Regions from separate parts of the Homo sapiens genome. Here region 1 is linked to region 2. Evidence: chromatin contacts called from ENCODE Hi-C or POLR2A ChIA-PET data. All regions are on one chromosome and are shown on one strand. The core of a region is the stretch at or near the end of the contact, and the rest is flanking DNA. Distances in the headings are between cores, read along the strand shown. Region 1 overlaps LIPE-AS1 (LIPE antisense RNA 1). Region 2 holds the start of LIPE-AS1 (LIPE antisense RNA 1).

Evidence for each region. Hi-C counts contacts between places; a loop is a spot of excess contacts on that map. ChIA-PET counts read pairs that join two places held with the same protein, here RNA polymerase II (POLR2A). Pooled maps may share reads with other maps.
Region 1: a loop to region 2 is called in a pooled map, with 4 times the contacts of the local background. The contact joins the enhancer-like site here to the promoter of LIPE-AS1 in region 2. A Hi-C loop is called at or near these places in 4 of 50 pooled maps. POLR2A ChIA-PET finds 5 or more read pairs at or near these places in 3 of 52 experiments (H1, Panc1 and WTC11).

The regions. Positions count from the first base shown.
Region 1 is chr19:42,495,473-42,500,567 of GRCh38, forward strand. All of the region lies in intron 2 of LIPE-AS1 (LIPE antisense RNA 1), which reads left to right. Among named protein-coding and RNA genes, the nearest start is that of CEACAM1, 30 kb to the right of the region's middle. Within about 2 kb of position 2,544, at least 7 of the 41 ENCODE cell types and tissues checked have a DNase peak (open chromatin) inside an H3K27ac peak, as active enhancers do.
Region 2 is chr19:42,395,816-42,401,104 of GRCh38, forward strand. LIPE-AS1 (LIPE antisense RNA 1) reads left to right here and starts at 1,333. Exons shown (of 3, transcript NR_073180.1): 1 at 1,333-1,409. It overlaps LOC101930071 (a long non-coding RNA gene), which reads left to right and starts at 1,313. Exons shown (of 2, transcript NR_126041.1): 1 at 1,313-1,409. RefSeq lists enhancers at 860-999, 1,020-1,179, 1,034-1,717, 1,718-2,401.

The DNA.
Region 1 (5,095 bases), core at 1,294-3,793, 100 kb after region 2:
CGGGGGGCCAGGGAAAGACCCACCCATTGCAGCGACACTGGATCAAATGTTCAGGCAGCTGATCGTCAGTCTTGAAGGGATCTTTTCTGGTAGTCTCATTGGCTCTCAAGTTTCCCCCTTTAGGGAGAAAAAAGCTCCCTGTGTCCCACGATCCTGTACATGCCTAATCCTATCACTCATAGCCTTCAGCAAAGAGCGCAAGGCAGATTAATCCAAAGAGAATAGTGGTTAACATCCCGTAGTACCAAATCCATTTTTAACCAAGAACAGTGTTACCAAGGGAGACCTCTAACTCCCTATGTCTTAGGAGGGACTCTGACCTTCCTAAGTTGAGCCTTTAACCCAAGTTCAGACAAGCGTCTTTGCCCTTTACTGTGATGGGCCTTTTAACCCCTTATGCCTGCCTGTCTGCCTGCCTGCCTGCCTGCCTGCCTGCCTGCCTTCCTTCCTTCCTTCCTTCCTTCCTCCCTCCCTCCCTCCCTCTCTCCCTCTCTCCCCCTTTCCCTCCTTCCTTTCCATCTTCCTTCCTCCCTCCCTCCCTCCCTCCCTCCCATCTTCCTTCCTCCCTCCCTCCCTTCCTTCCTTCCTTTTCTCTTTTAATATATAAAAATTTTTAGCTAATCTTCTGTGTATCAGTCCAATTTTAGTATATGTGTTGCTGAAGCGAGCACAACCCGCTATGTCTTAGAAGGTATTCTAACCCTTTCAGGTTGGGCCTCTAACCCAACTTTGTCCTTTACCCAGGATAAAATGTACCCCAGCACTTACCCAGAGTCAGCCAATTGGTGCTGCATGGATAATTTTCCTTTGGAGTCGGGGGTCTCTCCAGTATTGTCCCTTCATGGTTCTCTGGAAGATGTTATGGGAAATGGGCCCCAATCCAGACCCCAAGAGAGGGTTCTTGGATCTTGCACAAGAAAGAATTCAGGGCAAGTCCATAAAGTGAAAGCAAGGTTATTAGAGAAGTAAAGAAACAAAAGAATGGCTACTCCATAGGTAGAGCAGCCCTGAGTGCTGCTAGTTGGCTATTTTTATGGTTATTTTTTGATCATGTGCTAAATATAGGGTGAATTATTCATGAGTTTTCCAAGGAAGGGGCAGGGATTTCTCAGAACTGAGGGCTCCTCTTTTTTTTTAGACCATATAGGGTAACTTCCAGACATTGCCATGGCATTTGCAAACTGCCATGGTGCTGGGGGGAGTGTCTTCTAGCATGCTAATACATTATAATTAGTGTATAATGAGCAGTGAGAGCAACCAGAGGTCAGTTTCATCGCTATGTTGGTTTTGGTGGGTTTTGACCACCTTCTTTACTGCATCCTGTTTTATCAGCAGGGGATTTGTGACCTGTATCTTGTGTTGACCTTCTAGCTCATCCTGCAGCTAAGAATGCCTAACCTCCTGGGAATGCAGCCCAGCAGATCTCAGCCTCATTTTACCCAGCCCCAGTTCAATATGGAGTTGCTCTGGTTCGAACACCTCTGACAGTATGGAGGGTTTACAATTCTTAAGAAGAGAGAAGTTGCTGAGCTTTAGAGAATAAGCTGAAACATGCATGAAGCACTAATAACTCTTGCCCTGTACTTTGTTACTTTAGTGATAAATTTTACAGCTGGTTCTTTGAATAATTTATATTAATTAAGTTTCTCTGTCTGATGTGAAGTAGCCAGTGAATAAGCAAAGCCTAATTCTCCAATAAAGATAATAAAGCCCTTCTTGAGTTAAATGGAAGTGGGAGAATGTCATGTCTGTTTCTGTCCATTTCCATTCCTGCTCCTTCTCCTCTGGACGAAACAGGGCTGGCTGATGGAATTAACCAGGAAGGCTTCAAATGGGGAAATTGGCTCATTTAAACTCCTGCTAGTATTAAACTGTTCCTCAGTCCTATGTAAGTTAAGACAAAAAAGTTATGAAACTCATGTGAGTTATAGGTATAGGATTCTGTTAACAAGTATATCATATCCAGATAAATATGGGCACCTTAAAAGTAGTTGTCCTGGGAATAAATACACATCTATTCAAAAAATTCTGTCATCATTACTCAAAATATTTTGGTCAACTTGCCATGTAGAGTTACTTTCAAAACCAGTCTGAGGCCTACAAGAAAATCAGTTTCACTTCCTTATAATCACACTTAGGATTTCAGATACTTGCTAGTCTGTTTATGTTTATTGGCCTTTTTTAAATAGTTACCCCTTTTTATTTCTCTAGCCCCAAGCAAGGAAAGCTCTGGGTTCACATAGTGCTCCAAGTACAGGACAAGGCTCACATCATACAGAGCCTAAGCAATGAAGAAAGATTGGCATGCTTCACAAGACTTTGACCTTTAAACAAAGCATGGTCAGTCTGTTTTCTCCAGTGTCCTGTTTCTGCTTTGTGATCCCCTCCCCCACTCTTTTTGTATTAAAGAACCCTTAAACCTGAGGCTGGGGACATGGCCTTGAATTGTCCTCTCAGAGGAAACTGGGAGAATGGGTAGAGCGAGGTACTTCAGAGGTCTCTTTTTCCTTCTGCTCGTGGGTAGTTAGTTAATGATCTACCAGCAGTCCCCACTCTTGGGGAGACTGGGATCATGTTCCAGCCGCACATCACAGCTTAGGGCAGAGGGCACTTTGTACACAGAGGGAGCTGCATCTGACTTTCCTACTTCATCTGTAGAGTCAGTAGCCATCTGTAGTCTTGCATGTTCTCAGTTTTCAGGCTCCGGATATGAAAATGGATCTTTCAATTTTCTTTCTCTCTGACTCTGCTCTGAGGGAAAATGAGGACGTTTACTAGCAGAGGAAAAAGAAATACTGAAGTTTGCAAAAATTGATAGAAAGCTGGGCTCCCTGCTCATCATGCCTCCTTCCTCCCTAGCAGTTTCTAAACCCTCAGAACATTACAGTGAGATTTTAGCTGATGGTACAAACATGTCTACAGGATTTCCTCAAGCTGGGGCTACATTAGAAGGCTTTATACTTTGGCCATCTGACCTGCTTTTCTCTTTTCCAGAGTATTCTACTTTTCACAAATAGGTATGATCTAGGAGTTCAGCCTCCCTCACCCTTCACTAATTGCAGAATAAGCAATGCAGAGGCTGTTCAGAGAGTATCTTATCTGTGGGGAGAGGGAGAGGAAGCACTGGAACACTTGCCAGGGGAGGGACCAGAGGGCATAATTATAAATGAACAACCCTGGAGCAGAATAGGGGATGAGTTAGACACAGGAAGGAAGCTAAAGGAAGCCAGAGAATTTCAGGAATTGAGGGTATCACATGGAGAAATAAAGAGCGAGTTAGACAGAGGCTGTTGGTGGTCCCTACCCTGACACCTGAAAGAACTCCTGATCAAGGCCTACTATGGGCATAGTCTTAGGCTAGGTTTTAGGGATAAAGAGATAAATAAGACACAGTCCTTATTTTACAAGTTTACAGTCTAACAAAAAGGAGATAAATTAACAAATTGGAGGAGATTTTTCAGAATGTGTGGTATTGTGGGCTAGGAGTCTGCTACCATTGCTAATAGCTGGCATTTATTTTTTACCCACCGTCTTCTAAGCATTTTATGCATTAAATAACTCATCAACTCCTGACATCGGCCCCTTGAAGTATATATTACTATTGCTATAATCCTTGTTTTATAGGTAAAGAATCTGAGGCACAGAGGCATTACACATAGCCTGCCTGAGGTCTCACAGCAGGCACTCAGAAGCAGAACTCCAGCACAGGTAGTCTGGTTCTAGAACCTACGCTCACACTAACATAGCTGCTAATAAGTCATGTGGGGAAGCTCTGCCACTTCATGTCTACATGCCTTTGTACCCGCTTGTCTTTCCTTGGCCTGAGATACTCTTCCTTAAAGCCTCTGGTCAACGAGGGACTCTTCTTTGATATCTTCTCTGACTCCTTCTGCCTATCCCAGAGCCATTGCTGCCCTTGGAGCTTACCCAACACTTTGTCATTGTATTCTATTTGTTGGAATGTCTGACTCCTTTTATTATAAGCTTCTGGAGAGCAAGGAATTTTTATTCTCGGAAAACAGTTATAAAAGTAGAGCCAATAATATAATGAGTTTACATGTACTTATCATCCAGCTTCAGTGATGAACATTTCAGTTCAATCTTAGCTCATCTATATTCCCCCTTCCAACCATGAATTATTTTGTAGAAAATCATAGACATCAAATCATTTCATCTGTAGATATTTCAACTTACTCCTAAAATACAAGGGCATTTTAAGAAACAGTATCACAAGCATATCAGAAAACATTATCACAGTAAAAGATTATTTCCTCCTTGGCTGGGCGCGGTGGCTCACACCTGTAATCCCAGCACTTTGGGAGGCCAAGGCAGGTGAATCACAAGGTCAGGAGATCGAGACCATCCTGGCTAGCACAGTGAAACCCCGTCTCTACTAAAAATACAAAAAAATTAGCCGGGTGTGGTGGTGGGAGGCTGAGGCAGGAGAATGGTGTGAACCTGGGAGGTGGAGCTTGCAGTGAGCGGAGATCACGCCACTGCACTCCAGCCTGGGTGACAGAGCGAGACTCCATCTCAAAAAAAAAAAAAAAAAAAAAAAAAGATTATTTCCTCCTTAATATCATAAAATATCCAGCCAATGATCAAATTTCTGCAATTACCTTATAATTGTTCTTCCTTTCCGTTTTTCATTTATTTGTTCTTTGATTCCTTCCTTTGTTCTTTCCCTCCCTCCTCTTCTTTTTTAAATAGTAAGATTGTTTGAACCAGAATCCAAATCAGAAGGACTTTATTTTTTAATGTTCATATTCTCTTTAATACCTAGCTTAGTATTTGACATATAGTAAGTCCTCAATAAATGTTTGTTAAACAAATAATCAGAAACCTAGAAAAGGTCCTGTTTGATATTTGGTTGGTTTCTTGGAATGCCTTTCAATTTCTGATAACCTTAGTTTTTCAGGGGTTAACTTTGGTGCTAGCTATTGTCAGTGTATGAACATTGCCAGAGGTTTGAGGGCAATGGGTATATCCTTGACTCAGACATTTCTAGGCTAGGAGGAAATGGGGGTCCTTTTTTTTTTTTTTTTTTTTTTTTGCTTTGAGACAGAGTCTCATGCTGTCACCCAGGTTGCAGTGC
Region 2 (5,289 bases), core at 83-2,582:
TCATGTTCTTATCACCTCCTAATAGGCTCATGATGCAAGTGCACCTCCTAATCACTATTTTCGACCCCAACCAGGCTCACGCCCACAGTCAGAAGGGTTGGACAAGCTTAGTATCGTGGATTCACGGGAGAAAATATCTGGGAGACCCCATCCTTGGACCTGCTTTCCCCAGGACCCAGGAGTCCGGGTCCCCAGCTCTCCAGTTCCCCAGCCCCAGGAGTCCCAGCTCTCAGCCCCTCTCCTTTTGTTTGTTGCCTGCGTTTTCTTTTTTCTCTCTGGGCCTGTAACTCTTTGTTTATCTCCATCTATGTTTTGTGTCTCTCTTGTATCTTTACATCTGTATCTGGATTCTCCCTCACTAGGCCTCAATTTTCTCACTTGTAAACTGGGGATAATACTACTAATAATAATCCAATCTCTCAGAGCTGTGGCGAGGAAGACATGAGATAATTATGTAAAATGCTCAGCACAGAACCAGGCCACAGTAAACTCAGTACAAGAGAGCTCTGTTATTATTACTGTTTTATTTTTGCCATCTCCCCTTTGGTATCTCTATTTTTCTCTTAGTCTCACGTGAGTCTCCAGTCTCCTCTAGCTCTGGGTTCCTTTTGCAGACAGCACCTGCCTCTGACTTCCCTTTTCGGGATGAGGAAAGGGCATATCCAGGCCAGAGCTTCCCCTGAGCCTCTTCCTTCTCCCTCTCCATTACAAGCTCCGCCTCATTACCCAGAACACTTGCCTGGGGGTAAGGCCTGGCTCCCTTCCCATAAATAGCCTCATAAAATCCTGAACCCCAAACCTGTCATCCCTGGGCGGGCGAGTGACTCAAGATCCCGGAGTTCCCGCTCCTAGACACCAAACCTTCAGGTTTCCAGCCCCCTCCTCCCTCTGACCCAGGAGTCCGGGCCCCTAGTCCCTCCTTCCTCGGGTCCCAGACTTCTCCTCCTTCAGAACCAAGGAGTCTGAACTCTCAAATCCCCAACCTTCCTCAAGACCCAAGGATCGGGTCAGCAAACAGCCTAGGTATGTGGGGCCAGAAACTCCATTCACGACCATTCTGCGACCGTCTACGCCCAGGGCTCCCACCCCGACTCAGTCCCTCCGGAGGCGGGTCCGACACGCGAGGCGCTTCTTTGGAGTCTGGCGGCGAAAGCTATCCATGACGTCAGTCACTATCTTCCAGCCAATGGACACTCGGCCTTCTACCTCCCTGGGCCACTCAGGACCCTTTGCCTGGTAGGCGGGGCCCACAGCCCAACTCGGGCAGCGATAGGCTTTCGGAGACGCCAGTCTCTGCCAGGCCCAGTCAGTCGGCCAATAGACCCGGAACCTGAGGGATCGGAATCCTGGTCCACTCCGCAGAGGCCCGAGCGGGCTCGCGAGGGAACGGGTTCTCCGAGTCTGGCCGGGTAAGCCCTTTCCAGCACGCCTAGTATTAGGATTCTGCACATAGCTCGGGTGGAAAACCGTGAGGCTTAGTGAGGCTTGAGGCGGAGGGGGGAGGAGCTCAGTCCCGGCGAACCCATCTTGCTTTCTTGGAGAAACTGAGACCGGGATACTGGATCTGTTATTCATCCATCCGTTCCTCCCACCCTAAGCCTGATTCTCGTCTGCTCCTGCCTTCCTGTTCCTTCATCCGTTCTGCCCTTCCTGCCCTCAATTCTCTCACTCACGGATTCCCTCGTCTAGCCACTCACTCACACACTCTCCCACCTATTAGTTAGACAAACATTTCCTGAGGCTTCTGGTGTGCCAAGCCTCGTGCTGGGCGATGCTGGTGACCAAGATGAGTCAGGCCTGGGCCGTGCCCTCAAGGAGCCCGGGTCAGATGGGAGGATGGACGTTGATGGGCATGGGTGTGCGGAGACGGTGGGAGCCCAGGAGAGACTTTTTTGAGTTTGGCGTGGTCGGGAAAGGGTTTCCAGGGGAGGGGCCATTGGAGCTGGATCTTGGAGGAGCAGAAGGTGCCAGGCAAAGTGGAGATGCCAGGCAAAATGGGTGTGGGGAGGGTGTTTCAGCGTGACCAAAGACAGGGAGGCATGCAGGAGCAGTACTGCGTGCAGGTGCCTAAGCGGAAGGCCAGTCAAGTCTGTATGGCCAGCAGGGGAACTGTAAGGCTGGAGGAGGCCGAAGAGATGAGCAGAGGCCAGGCTGAGGAGCTTGGACTTTGTCCTGAGGGTGAGGGGGTAGTGGAGAGCCATGGAAGGGTTGAGAGTAGTGGAGGACAAGGTCATAGTTGGTCCAGAACTGGAGGAATGAGACTGGAAGCCAGTAGCCCAGGAGGTGGCTCTGGCAGGGATTCAGGTAGGAGAGAGTGGAGCCTGGATCAGGGAAGAGGCCGAGGGGATAAGATAGAGATTCAGGAGGCAAGGCTTGGTGCTGTGGCTCGTGTCTGTAATCCCAGCACTTTGGAAAGTTGAGGCGGGAAGATCACTTGAGCCAAGGAGTTCAAGACCAGCCTGGGCAACATAGTGACAGCCTCATCTCTACAAAAAATTAGCCAGGTGTGGCCAGGCGCGGTGACTCACTCCTGTAGTCCCAGCACTTTGGGAGGCCGAGGCGGGTGGATCACGAGGTCAGGAGTTCAAGACCAGCCTGGCCAAGATGGTGAAACCCTGTCTTTACTAAAAATGCAAAAAATTAGACAGGCTTGGTGGTGGGCACCTGTAATCCCAGCTACTCGGGAGGCTAAGGCAGAAAATTGCTTGAACCCAGGACGGGGAGGTTGCAGTGAGCTGAGATCGCGCCACTGCACCCCAGCCTGGGCCACAGAGTGAGACTCAAAATAAAAAAAAAAAAAAGAAAAATTAGCCAGGTGTGGTGGTGCATGCCTATGGTCCAAGCTACTGAGGAGGCTGAAGCAGGAGGATCACTTGAGCCCGGGAAGTCGAGGCTGCAGTGAGCCAAGATGGTGCCACTGCACTCCAACCTGCACAAGAGTGAGACCTTATCTCAAAAAAAAAAAAAAAAAAAAAGAAAGAAAGAAAAATAAATAAGGAGATTCAGGAGGCAGAGAGAACAGAAAGTGGGGATTGATGGGCTATGGGACAAGGGGTTGTCCAGCATGAGACCCAGAGCTCTAGTCTGGAGGACAGTGGAGCCATCTCTGAGGTGGGGACAGGAAAAGAGGAGCAGGTTGATGGGTAGTGACTGTTTTGACAGAGGTGACCAAGGGGTTCTATGAGTTGGACAAGGAGAGTGGTGACTCAGGCCAGTGGATCTGGACCTTCAGGAAGAGTTCTGGGCTACAGCTCCCTGCCCCAGCACAGGCCCTGACTCAGAAGTCACTTGCTGGGTGAACGAGGACCTCTGAGCTGAGGATCCCTTGCTTCGCACCCCGTGAGGAAACGGCTTTCTTGTTTCTGCATCTTCAGTCTCTCCCACTCCTCCAGCATTCAAACATGTCCATCATCTCTAAACACATGTGCCCTGTATCAGGCTCTCTTGTGGCGCCCACTGGCTCAATCCCTTACCTTCCACTCCCTCTTCAACCCACTATGTCTGGCTGCCTAACGGCCATGACCCTGCAGTGGCTCTGGACAAGGTCACTGAGGTCACCTGCTCATTGCTGACACCTGAGGGTAACATTTCAATCCTCATCTGACCTGGTCCACTCCCTGAAACTCCCTTCACCCTACATCCTCCTTCCTGGGCAGCTTCCTCCCTCTCTGGCTGCTCCTTAGAACCCGCCAGCCTTGCCTTCCACTGCCCACCCCCGCCCACCCCTTTACTAGGGGTGTGATCCTCAGGGCTGTCTCTGTCCTGGCCCTCTTGTTGCTTGTCCCACCTGCCCAGGCTTCCTGGAAAGGTTCTAGTCCCTTGGTTCCACCTAGACTGCATTTTTTTTTTTTTTTGAGGCAGAGTCTCATTCTATTGCCCAGACTGGAGTGCAGTGGTGCAGTCTCGGCCGACTGCAACTTCTGCCTTCCAGGTTCAAGCGATTCTCTTGCCTCAGCCTCTCAGTTAGTTGGGATTACAGGCGTGCACCACCACACCTGGCTAATTTTTGTATTTTTAGTAGAGACAGTGTTTCACCATGTTGGCTGGGCTAGTCTTGAACTCCTGACCTCAGGTGATCCACCCGCCTCAGCCTCCCAAAGTGCTGGGATTACAGGTGTGAGCCACCACACCCAGCCCCAGACTGCACTTCTGACCCTTGTTGTCTCCTGGATTGTCTTCCTGAGACCTTCCAGCTCACCATGTCCAGAATGGCCCTCCACAGGTCCCACCTGTCACACACACACCTGAGCCTCCTCCCATTGAAGAGACAGCTTCACTGTCCACCTGCTTCCATGGCCAGACCTGGGTGTCATCTCTGTCCCCTTGCTGTCCTGTAACCTCATCAGTAGGTGCTGTCCTTCCCACCTTTTATGGCTCTGGGATGCTACACCTACACTCCCTACCCTTACGGCTCCTGCCCCAGCTCAGGCATCCTCCTTGGCCTGTAGGACTCCAGTTTTGCCCTTTTCTGTCCATCCCCCAGTGTCCCAGCAGGATCTTTCAGTGCCCTGAGCTGACCCTGGCCCTTTCCTGCTCAAAGTGCTCCTGTGGCTCCCCACTGCCCTCCAGTTTAGTCCAAATCGTACTCCAGGCTCTTCAGGCCCTGCTCCTGCTGACCACTCCAGGCCCCTCACGCCCCTCCCCACTTTGCACCTGACCTTCTGGTCAGGTGGAAGCTTTTTCTAGCCAGGTGGCAGCTTTGATCACTGCCAGCTGGCTCTCACAACCTGGCATGTTTTTTCTTCCTAGCAGACTTTTGTTCATCCTGTAGTGTCAAGCTCAGATCACCACCTCTGTGAAGCCCTCCCTGACTACCACAGGTGGAACCCCTGGGGACTGTGACAGCCTGTGTCTGTTCTTCCACCCTCTCTGAATCCAGGATCAGAAGCCCTTTGAAGGCATGTCTTGGGTATAAATCATCTCAACTCCAAACTCAGGGCTTACAAGGGGCCAGAGAGTTGGTCCAAGAGTTGATTGTCACAGCTGGACAGAGCTTGCATTTCCAGTTTTTGTTTTTTTGGAAACAGGGTCCCACTCTTGCCCAAGTTGGAGTGCAGTGGTGCGATCATAGCTCACTGCAACCTCGAACTCCTGGGCTTAAGTGATCCTCCTGCCTCACCCTCCTGAGTAGGTAGGACTGCAGGAGTGTGCCACCACGCCCGGCTAATTTTTAAATGTTTTTGTAGAGACTGGTCTATGTTGCCCAGGCTGGTCTCAAACCCCTGGACTCAAGCTATCCTCCTGTCTTGCCTCCCAAAGTGCTGGGATTACAGGCGTGAACCTCCGTGC